3 separate regions of the Homo sapiens genome follow, and all the other regions are linked to region 1. A link is an interaction called in ENCODE POLR2A ChIA-PET data of the cell type or tissue named here. Cell type or tissue: MCF 10A. All regions are shown on one strand.

Region 1 (4,000 bases):
GGGGTTAACACCACATGGAAGCCACCAAGGCTTATGGCTTGCACCCTCTGAAGCAGCAGCCCGAGCTGTACCTTGGCCTCTTTGAGCCATAGCTGGAGCTGGAGTGACTGGGACATAGGGAGCAGTGTCCCAAGGCTGTTCAGGGAAGAGGTGGCCTGGGCCTGGCTCACAAAAACCATTATGTCATCCTAGGCCTCTGGGCCTGTGATGGGAGGGGTTGCTAGATGGTCTCTGAAATGCCTTTGACAATGGGGCTTTTCATTGACTTGGCTATTTGCACTTGGCTCCTTTTTACTTATGCAAATATCTGCAACCTGCTTGAATTCCTCCCCTAAAAATGGGCTTTTCTTTTCTACCACATGGCCAGGCTGCAAATTTTTCAAACTTTTATGGTCTGTTTTCCTTTTAAATGTAAGTTCAAGTTTCACATCATTTCTTTGCTCACACATATAAGCATAGGTTTTTAGAAGCAGCCAGGCTACATCTTGAACACCTTGCTGCTTAGAAATTTCTTCCACCAGATACCTAAATCATCACTCTTTAAGTTCAGAGTTTCACAGGGCAGGGGCACAATGCAGCCAGTTGCCTTGCTTAAGACATAGTAAAAGTGACCTTTGCTCCAGTTCCCAATAAGATACTCATTTCCTTCTGAGACCTCATCAGCCTAGTCTTCATTTTCCATATTACTACCAGCATTTTGGTCACCACCATTCAAGTCTCTAGGATGTTCCAAATTTTCCTTCATCCATCTGTCTTCTTTTGAGCTCTCCAAACTCTTCCAACTTCTGCCTATTACCCAGTCTCAAAGCTGCTTCCACATTTTTATTTATCTTTACAGCAATGCCCCCACTCTTCAGTACCAATTTTCTCTATTAGTCTGTTCTTGCACTGCTATAAAGAAATACCAGAGACTGGGTAATCTATAAGGAAAAGAGTTTTAATTGGCTCATGGTTCTGCAGGCTCTACAGGAAGCAAAGTGGCTTCTGCTTCCGGGGAGGCCTAAGGAAGCTGCCAATCATGGCAGAAGGCAAAGAAGAAGCAAGGCACATCTTACATGGCCAGAGCAGGAGTAAGAGAGAGCAGGGGGGCGGTGCCACACGTTCTTTAAACAACCATATCTCTTGAGAACTCACTCACCATCATGAGCACAGCACCAAGGGGATGGTGCTAAACCATTCATGAGAGTCTGCCCCCGATTCAACCACCTCCCATCAGGCCCCACCTCCAACACTTGGGACTACAATTTGACATGAGATTTGGTGGGGACACAGATTCAAACCATGTCATTAACTTTCTACCATTTTTTTTGTGTCATCTATAATCCCAGGTTCATACCCATACCCATCTTCCCTGCATACTGTTGTTGAATATTATATTTATTAATTTACCATTAATACATGTACTATTTACATAATAGCTTATTCTCAAAATCTGCTATTGAGGGAGACTGAGGGCAAGTTTAGCAAGCATTGTCATTTTTTTCTGTGACTGATAAGGGTCTGATTCTCTTAGTAAGAGTGTATTCCTTTAAAAGCCTCTGATTATTTATGTGAACATAAATGAGAGATACACTCTTTAAAGGACTAAGTTGGGAATATGACCTAATTAAACAGCCTAGCATCTTGACTGAATATCTTAATGTGCGATAGTCACTCCAAGTTTGCCATCTTCCAGGTTATTGCTTTTTATTACAAAGGCTGATTCTACAAACAAAAATAATTTGAATTGGCCTTCATAATAAAAGCACTTTGGAGAAACTTGAGAATTCAGTGTTTGAGTTGTATATACCTGGTGCTCAGGACCAGTGTGGTGGGTACCATCTCTAAAAAGCAAAATTAGGAACAATATTGTTAATGACTTTTTTTTTTGTGCTGTAGGAAACATATTTTTTAGTATCCTCACAGGTTTCATATAAGTAGGCCAAATGTTGCAATGCAGGGAAGGGACATTTACTTTTGACTCCAACTACAGTAAACCCTGGGTTGAAATTCATCAGAAATTGTGGATCTTCAGTGGAATGCAAGAAAAGACTTATATCTAAATGAGCCAGCCTGCTTCACAATAACAGTTTTGTTTTCCTTGAGGAGTGTTTCTTGACTATCTGATATTATCTGTCCTTCAGGGATAAAGTAGAAATATTTTCTGCCCTCAGGGACAGTGATTGAAGCAAATCTTGGCATTCACAAATGAAAGGGTGTTGAATCTCCTGCAGGTCTCAAGTAGGTGCTTGTCCTATGCTAGTAATGGAATTTGCATTACTCATGCCCTGGGCTTATGAAAGTCTAGTTATTAAAATGTTAAAATTAAAAACGCTGAAAAATGACTTATACTTGGCATCTTGTTCATAGAAACTTGAAACTGTAATAAATACTATGATGGGTAGTTGAGTGTCAGCCTCCCAAATGATCTAGGTGGATTGGATAATTGATGATCACCTGGAGAAGTAGCAGTGCTCAGTTTGAGATAGGAGGTGGAAAGGGTCAATCGCAAAAGTAAGTAGCTGATCTCTGAGTCGTTTTAAACTTGATATAAAAAAAGGGAGAGCCCCAAATAGAACACTAAGTTGCTCTGAGGAAGATGGGGCTCTCCGGGCAGAAAGCTTCTCCAGGCAGAAAAAGCCAGCACTCACTGGCGCCTTCTGGTCCCTGGCCTTGGGAGGAGTCGCTCACGTGGCTAATTGGCCTGAGAAAGTGAACGCTTCAAGTTGAGTGCGATGTAATTTCTTAATCTTGTGTTTACTCTTTTTAATCCTCTAGTTGACAAATCTTATTTGCGTTGTCATGGTTCTAATTCAGTGAGTGCTCATGCAGAGAAATATATCTGTTTTTATTTTGTTTCTCTGCCTACATACAGTCATATGCAAGCACCTACACACAGAGGAACATAATAAGTATCCACAGGATTAAAAAAAATTCTAACACATTACACTAAGAAATGTTAAAATCTGTAACCAGATACTGACTGACCTTTCTAAGAAAAATTCGACAGGAATTAGCATCAACAGATGTCCACTACCAGTAGAGAGCATGAGACCCTTAGTCACTAGCTGAGAATGAAAGGTCTCCAAGCCAAAGCATATTTATAGGTGTGATGGTTGCAGCAGCTGTTTGTCATGGTTGCCAGGTGACGAGTTATAACAAATCCTTTTTTTTTTTTTTTAAGTTTGTCAATATGGAATGGTGACTTAGCAAACTTTCTGAAAAATATTGTTTGGCTTCAACTTCCATTTCTTATAAATTGAAAATAAAATAATGAGTAGTGTGAAATAATGTATACTTTCTGGAGGTATTATAACAGAAATCAAAACATCTTTGGAAATGATTATTGCACTATAAATTCATAAGGATGTGAAAAAGTTAAAACCTAACAAGAATGGTGTGTGTGTGTGTGTGTGTGTGAGAGAGAGAGAGAGAGAGAGAGAGAGAGAGGACAACACTGTCTGAAAATGTTCTCCAGCGGGGTGCAGTTGCCCTACAAAAACTTGAAAAGCAAAACCAAAAAGGGAGTCATTTTTCTCTGATATTTCATGTGAAGGTTGGATATTCGTCAGGGCCCAGTTCTGTTCTCTACTGGTATCACAAATGCTGGTGGGCCATGTGGGAACAGTGCCCGCAGGAGATACTCATGGATCCAGGGATCCCCAAGTCACACATTAAGGCTCAAGTTTTGCCCGCAGAAATCTCATATGAAATACCGATTTTCAGTTCCAGAAAGTCTTGGAATATATGAAGCATCTTTCTTTCTTTCTTCCTTTCTTTCCTTTCTTTCGTAGAGACAGGGTCTTGCCATGTTGTCTAGGCTGGTCATGAACTCTGGGGATCAAGGGATACTCCCGCCTTTGTCTCCCAAAGTGCTGGGATTACAGGTGTGAGCCACTGTGCCTGGCCCGTATTTCCTAATTAGCTAATTTTGAAGGCATTTTAACTGCCCATTTGCAAGAAAGAACAAAACAAAACTCTTCCCTATAGATGACAGTTGTTTTCTAGATTTTTAATAGGA
Region 2 (4,000 bases), 75 kb before region 1:
GTAATATGTTCACCCTCTACAGGAACTCCCTCAGGGAAATCTCAGGACATAAAGCCACTCATACATTTTATCTGCAACCATTTTATCTTGGTGTAGAGTAAGCTAAACATGGACCCAGGAAGCAAGCTGAGCATCTGAGTGTTTTCAGTGTTTCCTCAAATTTGGCCCTAGTCTGGGCACAAGTTATAAGGAATAGACATGTGTGGAAGGCCAAAGGCAAAGCTGAAAGACTTTGCAACTGTCTTTTTCTCACTCCTGGCCCCTCACACACAGATCGTTTCCGCTGTTGACTCATGGGCTTGATATTCATGCAGATGTGGAAATTTCATACTCACAAATTGCAGGAAACCTTTACATTGCAAGAATTCAGTCCTTTAAAAAAATTAAGGTAGTAGAATAGAAAGAATGCCAGCCTAAAGGGCCTCATTTTTGAGCTAGTTCATTCCATTTCCTACCTGTGGAGAAGCCCCATGATAGACTGCATTTGTTTCTGTGGCTGTTGTAATAAATGACCACAAACCTGGTGTTTCAAAACAGCAGAAACATCTTCTCTTAAAGTTCTGAAGGACAGTAGTCCGAAGTCAGTGTCACTGGGCCCAAATCAAAGCGTTGGCAGGGCTGCATTCCCTCTGGAGTCTCTAAGGAAGGATCCATTCCTTGCCTCTTGCAGCTCCTGGGAGTTGCGGGCATTCCATGGCTTGCAGCCGCATCACTGCAATCTGTTTTCATGCTCACCTGACCTTCTCTTCTGTCTATGTCAAACTTCTCCATCTTCCTCTTGTAAGTACACTTACGATTGCATTTGGGGCCTACCTAGATAATCCAGTGTGATTTTCTCATCTCACATTTCTTAACCTAATCACCTCAGCAGAGACCCTTTTTCCACTTGAAGTGACAATCATGGATTCCAGGGATTGTGACTTGGTATCTTTGTGAGCTATGAGTCAGCCTCCTATACCATCTGAACCTCTCTGTCCTGTGAAATGGCAGAAAACATCCTCATACCACAGGGCTTTATAAGAGGTCAATAAAAGCGTCAAATAGAAGGGCCTTCAGCACAGTAGCTGTCTACTTCGCCCAGCTGACATGTCATCAGGGCCACATGGGGTTTGTGTGTTCCTGGGTCAGTCCGTGTTGAGCCCCTTTCTGTGCTGAGGCCCAACCTGGGTGCTGGGCTCCCTGTGGGGAACCAGACCTCTGTCGAGGCAGAGCCTCCCTGCAATCCTGTAGATCAGGCCGTTGTCCAAGGACAGGCTTTCAGTCTTCACCGGATGACAGTGCTCTGAGTGTAGCATTTCTACTGCATGAAAAATTAAAAAAAAAAAAAAAAAAAAGAAAGAAATGGGAATGATTACTCTGTCTTCCTAGAGCTCTGTTTTCTGTGCTGAAGAAACTCTGGTGCCAGCTTCATCCTCCTTCAGTAGAGTCTCTTAGGACAAAGGCCCATTGGGGAGCCCTGTGAATAGTTGGCAGCAGTCCCATCTCGCAGGCCTCCTAGCGCAGGGTGCTGCTGCTGCGATGAATCAGTCTCTGCAGGGCACAGTTTGGCTTCACGTTAGATCCAGATGCAGTTACGGTAACTCCATGGCGTCAATCAGAACTGCCAGCTGCTCTTGTTAGATGCCCCGGCTTATAGCAACGACAATGACAATGAAAGGACGACCAAGTCAGCAGTCTCCTCTCCTTCCCTCTCTTCCAGCTTCTCTGCTTCCCACGTTTTCTCGCTAAAAATATGAAACTTTTATTGTTGAGAGTTTAATTGTATCCTTCCCCCAGTTATTATTTTTGTTTTATTCTCTTAGAAAATTTTTAAGTGTACAGTATTGTTTCCCGTGCATGTTGTTGTATAGCAGATCCCTAGAGCGTTTTCATCTTTGATGACTGCAACTCTGTTCCCATTGAACAGCCAAGTCCCCCTTTCCCCTGTTCCCCCTTCCTCCAGCCCCTGGCAACTACCATTCTACTTTCTGCTTCTATGACTTTGACGACTCCCAGTTACAATCTTTGATACCATCTTAGGTGCTTAATATGAAATAGATGGATGAGGCCGGGTGCAGTGGCTCATGCCTCCGCATGACCTCAGCACTTTGGAAGGCCGAGGCAGGTGGATCACTTGAGGTCAGGAGTTTGAGACCAGCCTGGTCAACATGGTGAAACCCTGTCTCTACTAAAAATACAAAAAATTAGCCGGGCGTGGTGGTGGGCACCTGTAATCCCAGCTACTGAAGAGGCTGAGGCAGGAGAATCACTTGAACCCAGGAGGCAGAGGTTGCAGTGAGCTGAGATCACGTCATTGCACTCCAGCCTCGGTGACAGAGTGAGACTCCATCTCAAAAAAAAAAAAAAAGTCAGTGATATCATCTTGTGAGTGAATGTTTGTGAAACCTGTGGGAGCCCATGTCTATTTTGTATTGCCTGTGAACATCCTCTCGCTGGGATGGATTTCTCTCTCTCCCTCTCTTTGTCATTGTTATGTACCTTGAGTGTGTGCTTCCCTGCGTTAATGCCTTTGTCTGAACTCTGGGGAACTCTTCTATGGCCTGGAAAACTCCTCCTGCATCCTGAAACTTTTCCATGACTAGCTTCATTCTCTCTCATTGAGATAGAACCAGTCATATCTGCCCCCCGCTTTCTTTTCTGTTTGTTTGTTTGTTTATTTTTAGAATTGGGGTCTCACTGTGTTGCCCAGGCTGGAGTGCAGTGGTGTGATCATAGCTCACTGCAGCCTCGAGCTCCTGGGTCAAGTGATCCTCCTACCTCAGACTCCTGAGTGGCTAGGACTACAGGTGCATGCCACCACACTTGGCTAATTTTCTTTTTTAATTTTTGTAGAGATGGGGTCTTGCTGTGTTACCCAGGCTGGTTTTAAACTCCTGGCCTCAAGTGATCCCCCCGTTTTGGCCTCCCAAAGCACTGGAATTACAGGTGTGAGTCAGCGTGCCTGCCCCCCAGCTCTCTTGAAGATCTTCTCTAGCTACTGCCCTGTGCTGTGGGAGGAGGGCTCAGTGGGTGGCTCTGAGGCTCCCCCAGCCACCTGTGGAGCATCTGTAACCACTGCTGCTTTATACTTTCCTTCCTGTGAAATCTACACTGTCCATTGATGCCTGGCCTCAGCACCCTGGTTGCCATCAACTGTGGTCTCAGTAGGGATTGTGGCCCATGAACTGCAGTCCTTCGTGCACTCACCATTCTCTGTCATTCCAACTTGTACTCTGATAGCTTGTCAGATGGCCTGGATTTGGTTGCCTATCAGGTAGCCTCATCTTTGACCTTGGCCTTTGGAAGCACAGTGTCTCCAAGACCTGCAGAGTCTGCGAGTTAGTTCTCAGTGCACCCTGTCTCCACTCCTCCCTGGCCTTTCATGCCTGTTGAACCAGCTCTTTGACTCTTGGATGGACTCTTTCCCTGCTAAGTCTCTTGCCACTTGTACTGTTCTTCAGCCCTGCCTTTAGACTGACTTCCTCCCTCTACTCAGCTCCTACCTGGTCCATGCTCAATGACTACAGAGATGCTGTCCTTACCATTCTAAAGGTCCTTGTTTCCTTATCCATCAGCTATACTCATTTCTTTACTTTTTAATAATAAAACAAACAAGCCAATGCCCATCCTATACCATCATCTACTTTCTCCACTCTTGGCTCCAGGATTGTTAGAGAATTGTCAAATGACAAGCTGAGCTGATGCTTTCCAACTTTCCAACTTTAGTTGAAACCTTATTATTGCTCACAGTCCCCTGCATTCTTTTGAGTTCTCCATTTGTTTTTATATGCCACCTTCCTCCAACAAGTTTGAAGAAGCTTATTTGGAACATAAGCACAAAACTGTTCAAAAGAGGTCTAGAAGAGGAGCAAGAGTCTAACCTGGTAACCACTGATTGATCAACAGATTTATCCACATGCATATTGGCAGCCAAGGCAAAAAGGAAAACCACATCAATTGCACAATTCTAATTATTTGAAAAAAATGAAGCAAGCAATTTTGAGACACTTATTTCTGGAAG
Region 3 (4,000 bases), 82 kb before region 1:
GAACTGCTTCACTATCTTGAAAAAACCGGTAAAATAAAGGGAAGAACTCAAGAACTGATGCTGCCTTTCCGACGAGCTCCACCTCTCAGTGTAATTGGACATTGATGAGGGGAAGTTTCTCGTTATAACTGTGATCCAGCTATTACTCGAAGCAGGAGTGAAGGGCCGTCACCCCTTGTAGCCTCTGAGGAATCAGCCACTAGACAGGGATTGTCTGTGGCTGCCAATAGTGCAAGTGTAGCCACCAAGACATCCAGACAGTCTGCGTGTCTCTTGATGGAAACAGGCACTACCACCTATCTTTGGGTTTTAGAGGGAAAAAAAAAAAAAACAAACCTAAGTCTTATCAAGCCTCTAGATCCACGTGCCAACTTATAGGCTACACAAAAGATCAAGGAAAATGTTAAACCAAATCACAAGGATACAACAAACGATTCCCAGAAGCTGGAAAACTTTATTGGAGAAATGAACCTGACAGCAAGGGACCTATAAGGGTCCAGGACACTTAAAATCCACATCTGCCAATTTCAGCAGATGACTTTCTCAGATCCTGTTTCAGTCTGTGTGTGTGTGTGTGTGTGTGCGTGCACACAAAAATGAGTGGGGAAATATGAACCTTGATGGGATATTCGATGACATTAAGAATTAAAGTAATTTTTTAGATGTGATGGTGGTATTGTTATTTGGTTAAAAATATCTTGTTTTTGGCCAGGCGCGGTGGCTCCTGCCTATAATCCCAGGACTTTGGGAGGTGGAGGCGGGGGGATCACAAGGTTAAGAGATCGAGACCATCCTGGCCAACATGGTGAAACCCCATCTCTACTAAAGATACAAACATTGGCCGGGCGCGGTGGCTCGTGCCTGTAATCCTAGCACTTCGGGAGGCCGAGGCAGGTGGATCACCTGAGGTCAGGAGTTCGAGACCAGCCTCAACATGGAGAGACCCCGTCTCTACTAAAAATACAAAATTAGCCGGGCGTGTTGGTACATGCCTGTAATCCCAGCTACTCGGGAGGCTGAGGCAGGGGAATTGCTTGAACCTGGGAGGCGGAGGTTGCGGTGAGCCGAGATCGTGCCATTGCACTCCAGCCTGGGCAACAAGAGCGAAACTCCGTCTCAAAAAATAAAAAAATAAATAAATAAAAAATAAAGATACAAAAACTAGCTGGGCATGGTGGCGTGCACCTGTAGTCTCAGCTACTCAGGAGGCTGAGGCAGGAGAATTGCTTGAACCCAGGAGGTGGAGGTTGCACTGAGCCAAGATTGCGCCACTGCCCTCCAGCCTGGCGACAGAGCAAGACTCCATCTCAAAAAAAAAAAAAAAAAGAAAAAGAAAAAATCTTGTTTTTGAAGATAAATGGCAGTATTTGCAGATTAAATTACATGATGTTTGGGATTTGCTTCAAATAATTTCGGGGGAAGGATGAGCTTAGTGGGTGGGAATATGGAAGAAACAAGATTACCCATGAATGGAGAATTGTTGAAACCGGGTTTATTACACTCTGGCCTCTCTTTTTGTGTACGTTTGAAGTTTACCAAAACAAAAACTTTTTAAAAATTCCTTCATCTAATAACACAAACCCTCCCAAATATTAGGTACTACTTGAAAAATGAATAAACTAAAGAATAAACTCATGTTTGTAAGATTTTAAATTTCCAATCACAAGTCTAAATTACTCAGCTACATATTTTGAAGTGGAGCCCTGAGACAAATCATCTTAAACATTATAAATAATTAAAGTACCAAAAGTGCTCAGATTTTTCTAAATACAGATTATTCTCTTAGGGTTTCGTTTCTCAAACATGTTTATATGACACTAACCCACCAAAGAATCAAATATGTAGTCCCATACAGTTTGGCATTACCTTGCTAAGCAATTGCTGGGCTTGTCTTCTCAGTGGACCGAGGATTCTCGATGACCAACAAGACCTTGGCCAATATGCCAACTGGGCCCTTGCCCAGGACAGAATAGACAGACATCCCGAGTGCTCTTTGGAGTTGCTGTGGCAATGCCTTCCAAATGAAGTCTGGCAGCCAGGCCTGTGGGTTGCAGTCCTGGCATTACCTAATTTTCTTTTTTATTATTCTTGGAAGTTTGTAACTTCCACTAAGAGAATAACTAATGGCCTTTGTGCTTTGGTTGGTTTTGCATTTCATTGGTTTTGAAAAGATGCTTAAATGGCTTCCTGGCCAGCTCCAAAGACTTTTAAACTTGAGGGAGCTTTCTGTCTGTGCTAGGGCTTTGCCTGACCCTGCAAAGAAAGCCATTCTAAGGAAGCATGCTGTTCGAACATTTGCAGGTTCTGTCTCATGCCATGTGAGCCGAGCTGCGCATTACAGCTCATTAGTGGGCCCTGAGTCAGGCGAGTGATTCACAGTCAGCATTTAAACGCGTAATAGAATTGAATGGAAAAAGTTGAACTGCATTATGAATTGTAAGGAAAATATTTTTCAAAACTTGTTTTTCATTTATATGTATGTAAATATAAATGAGTTTCTTATTGTGGGTCACTATGAAATCTGCCACTTCAACGTGAGGTCGGGAAAACTGGGAGCACCCAGCACATGAACAAGAGCAAGAATGAATCCTGAATTGAGAGTGAGGAGGCTGGCCCCAAACCAAGCAAACACCAGAATGCAACCTTGCTTAAAACAAACAAGAGCTACAAAAATAGAGCAAGTGGTGGCTCCTTAGGGGAGGGACAAATTTAGTGGAGGAACAAATGATTGTTGCTAAAGACATGGACTGCGGCATTTTATTCTGTAACTTGTGTCTTTTATGTCTGTTCCATCTTTCTATGCTCCTAATTCACCACTCCCTTTTGGTAGCACAGTGCTTGGTGCAATTAGGCAATCAATAAATATTTATTAGATGCAAATACTAGTAATCAAACCACCTGTTTCAGGGGGCCTGGGAGGAGGAGCCTGGGGCCTGGGAATCTACATTTTAACAAGTTTTCCAGGCAGCCAACCTGGCAGCAGTTGCAGACTGTTATTTAAGAAACACTGACCTAGTCCACCTGCTCATTTTGCTGGCCCAGGCCATACAAACAGCATTTGAACCAGTGAGAGCTTGGGTTGGCCACCTTCTGGTGGAGGGCTCTACCCACCACGTCACCCAGCATCTCATGTTGATCTGCTTTTCACCAAACATACTGCATGACCTTCTAGTAGGTGGTCTGGACTCCATGCTTCCTCCCTACCCCGTCACATCCTTCCTGTTGCCCTCAGACATTTCCCTAAATCACCCATCATTTCACTTCCCTGCTCTATACCTTTGACTTTCTCTCTATTGTTTGTAGCATAAGACTTACTGCGCATTCTGCTTGACACAGTCTTCCCTGATCCTATCTCCCCAATCTTGTCTCTCTGCCAGTCTCTGAACCCTCTTCTTTTGCTTTCTCTTCCTGCTGAGGCACCCCAGATTACTTGATGTGCCACAGGTACCTCACCCTTTCCTGAGTCTGATCTTTGGTTCATGTTGTATTCTCTAATTGGAGGAGCCTCTATTTTCATCTGAGTTGCATCCACCTCCCCAGACCCAGTTAAGTGCCGCTTCTATAAAAACTTCCCAGCCGGGCGTTGTGGCTTGTGCCTGTAATCCCAGCACTTTGGGAGGCCAAGGCCGGCGGATCACCTGAAGTCAGGAGTTTGAGACCAGCCTGGCCAACACGGTGAAACCCTGTCTGTACTAAAAATACAAATAAATTAGCTGGGCGTGGTGGCAGACACCTATATTTCCAGCTACTTGGGCGGCTGAGGCAGGAGAATTGCTTGAACCTGAGAGGAGAAGGTTGCAGTGAGCCAAGATCGTGCCACTGCACTCCAGCCTGGGTGGCAAGAGTGAAACTCCATCTCAAAAAAAAAAAAAAAAAAACAAAAAACAAACAAACCCAAAAAACCAATTAAAAAAAAAAAACCATTCCCTGCTTTGGAGCGAATCCATCCTCCCTCTCCCTGTGCCTCTCCTTGTTCTCTGCACATTTCTGTGACAACACC

The links. Peaks named below come from ENCODE experiments on the same cell type or tissue, not always from the same donor. Only the 100,000 strongest peaks of a DNase experiment are listed, where the experiment ranks them.
Region 2: POLR2A ChIA-PET joins it to region 1 with 5 read pairs; 1 of 35 experiments calls an interaction of 5 or more read pairs at or near these places.
Region 3: POLR2A ChIA-PET joins it to region 1 with 5 read pairs; 1 of 35 experiments calls an interaction of 5 or more read pairs at or near these places.

What each region holds. Positions count from the first base shown.
Region 1 is chr5:16,491,629-16,495,628 of GRCh38, reverse strand. All of the region lies in intron 3 of RETREG1 (reticulophagy regulator 1), which reads left to right. Among named protein-coding and RNA genes, the nearest start is that of ZNF622, 28 kb to the right of the region's middle. In MCF 10A, no CTCF peak of the experiment used is centred here; DNase peaks (open chromatin) are centred at 2,188 and 3,078.
Region 2 is chr5:16,566,622-16,570,621 of GRCh38, reverse strand. The region is part of intron 2 of RETREG1 (reticulophagy regulator 1); the gene reads left to right. Among named protein-coding and RNA genes, the nearest start is that of RETREG1-AS1, 47 kb to the left of the region's middle. In MCF 10A, no CTCF peak of the experiment used is centred here; DNase peaks (open chromatin) are centred at 291 and 1,501.
Region 3 is chr5:16,573,621-16,577,620 of GRCh38, reverse strand. All of the region lies in intron 1 of RETREG1 (reticulophagy regulator 1), which reads left to right. Among named protein-coding and RNA genes, the nearest start is that of RETREG1-AS1, 40 kb to the left of the region's middle. RefSeq lists an enhancer at 1,934-2,498. In MCF 10A, no CTCF peak of the experiment used is centred here; DNase peaks (open chromatin) are centred at 2,000 and 2,330.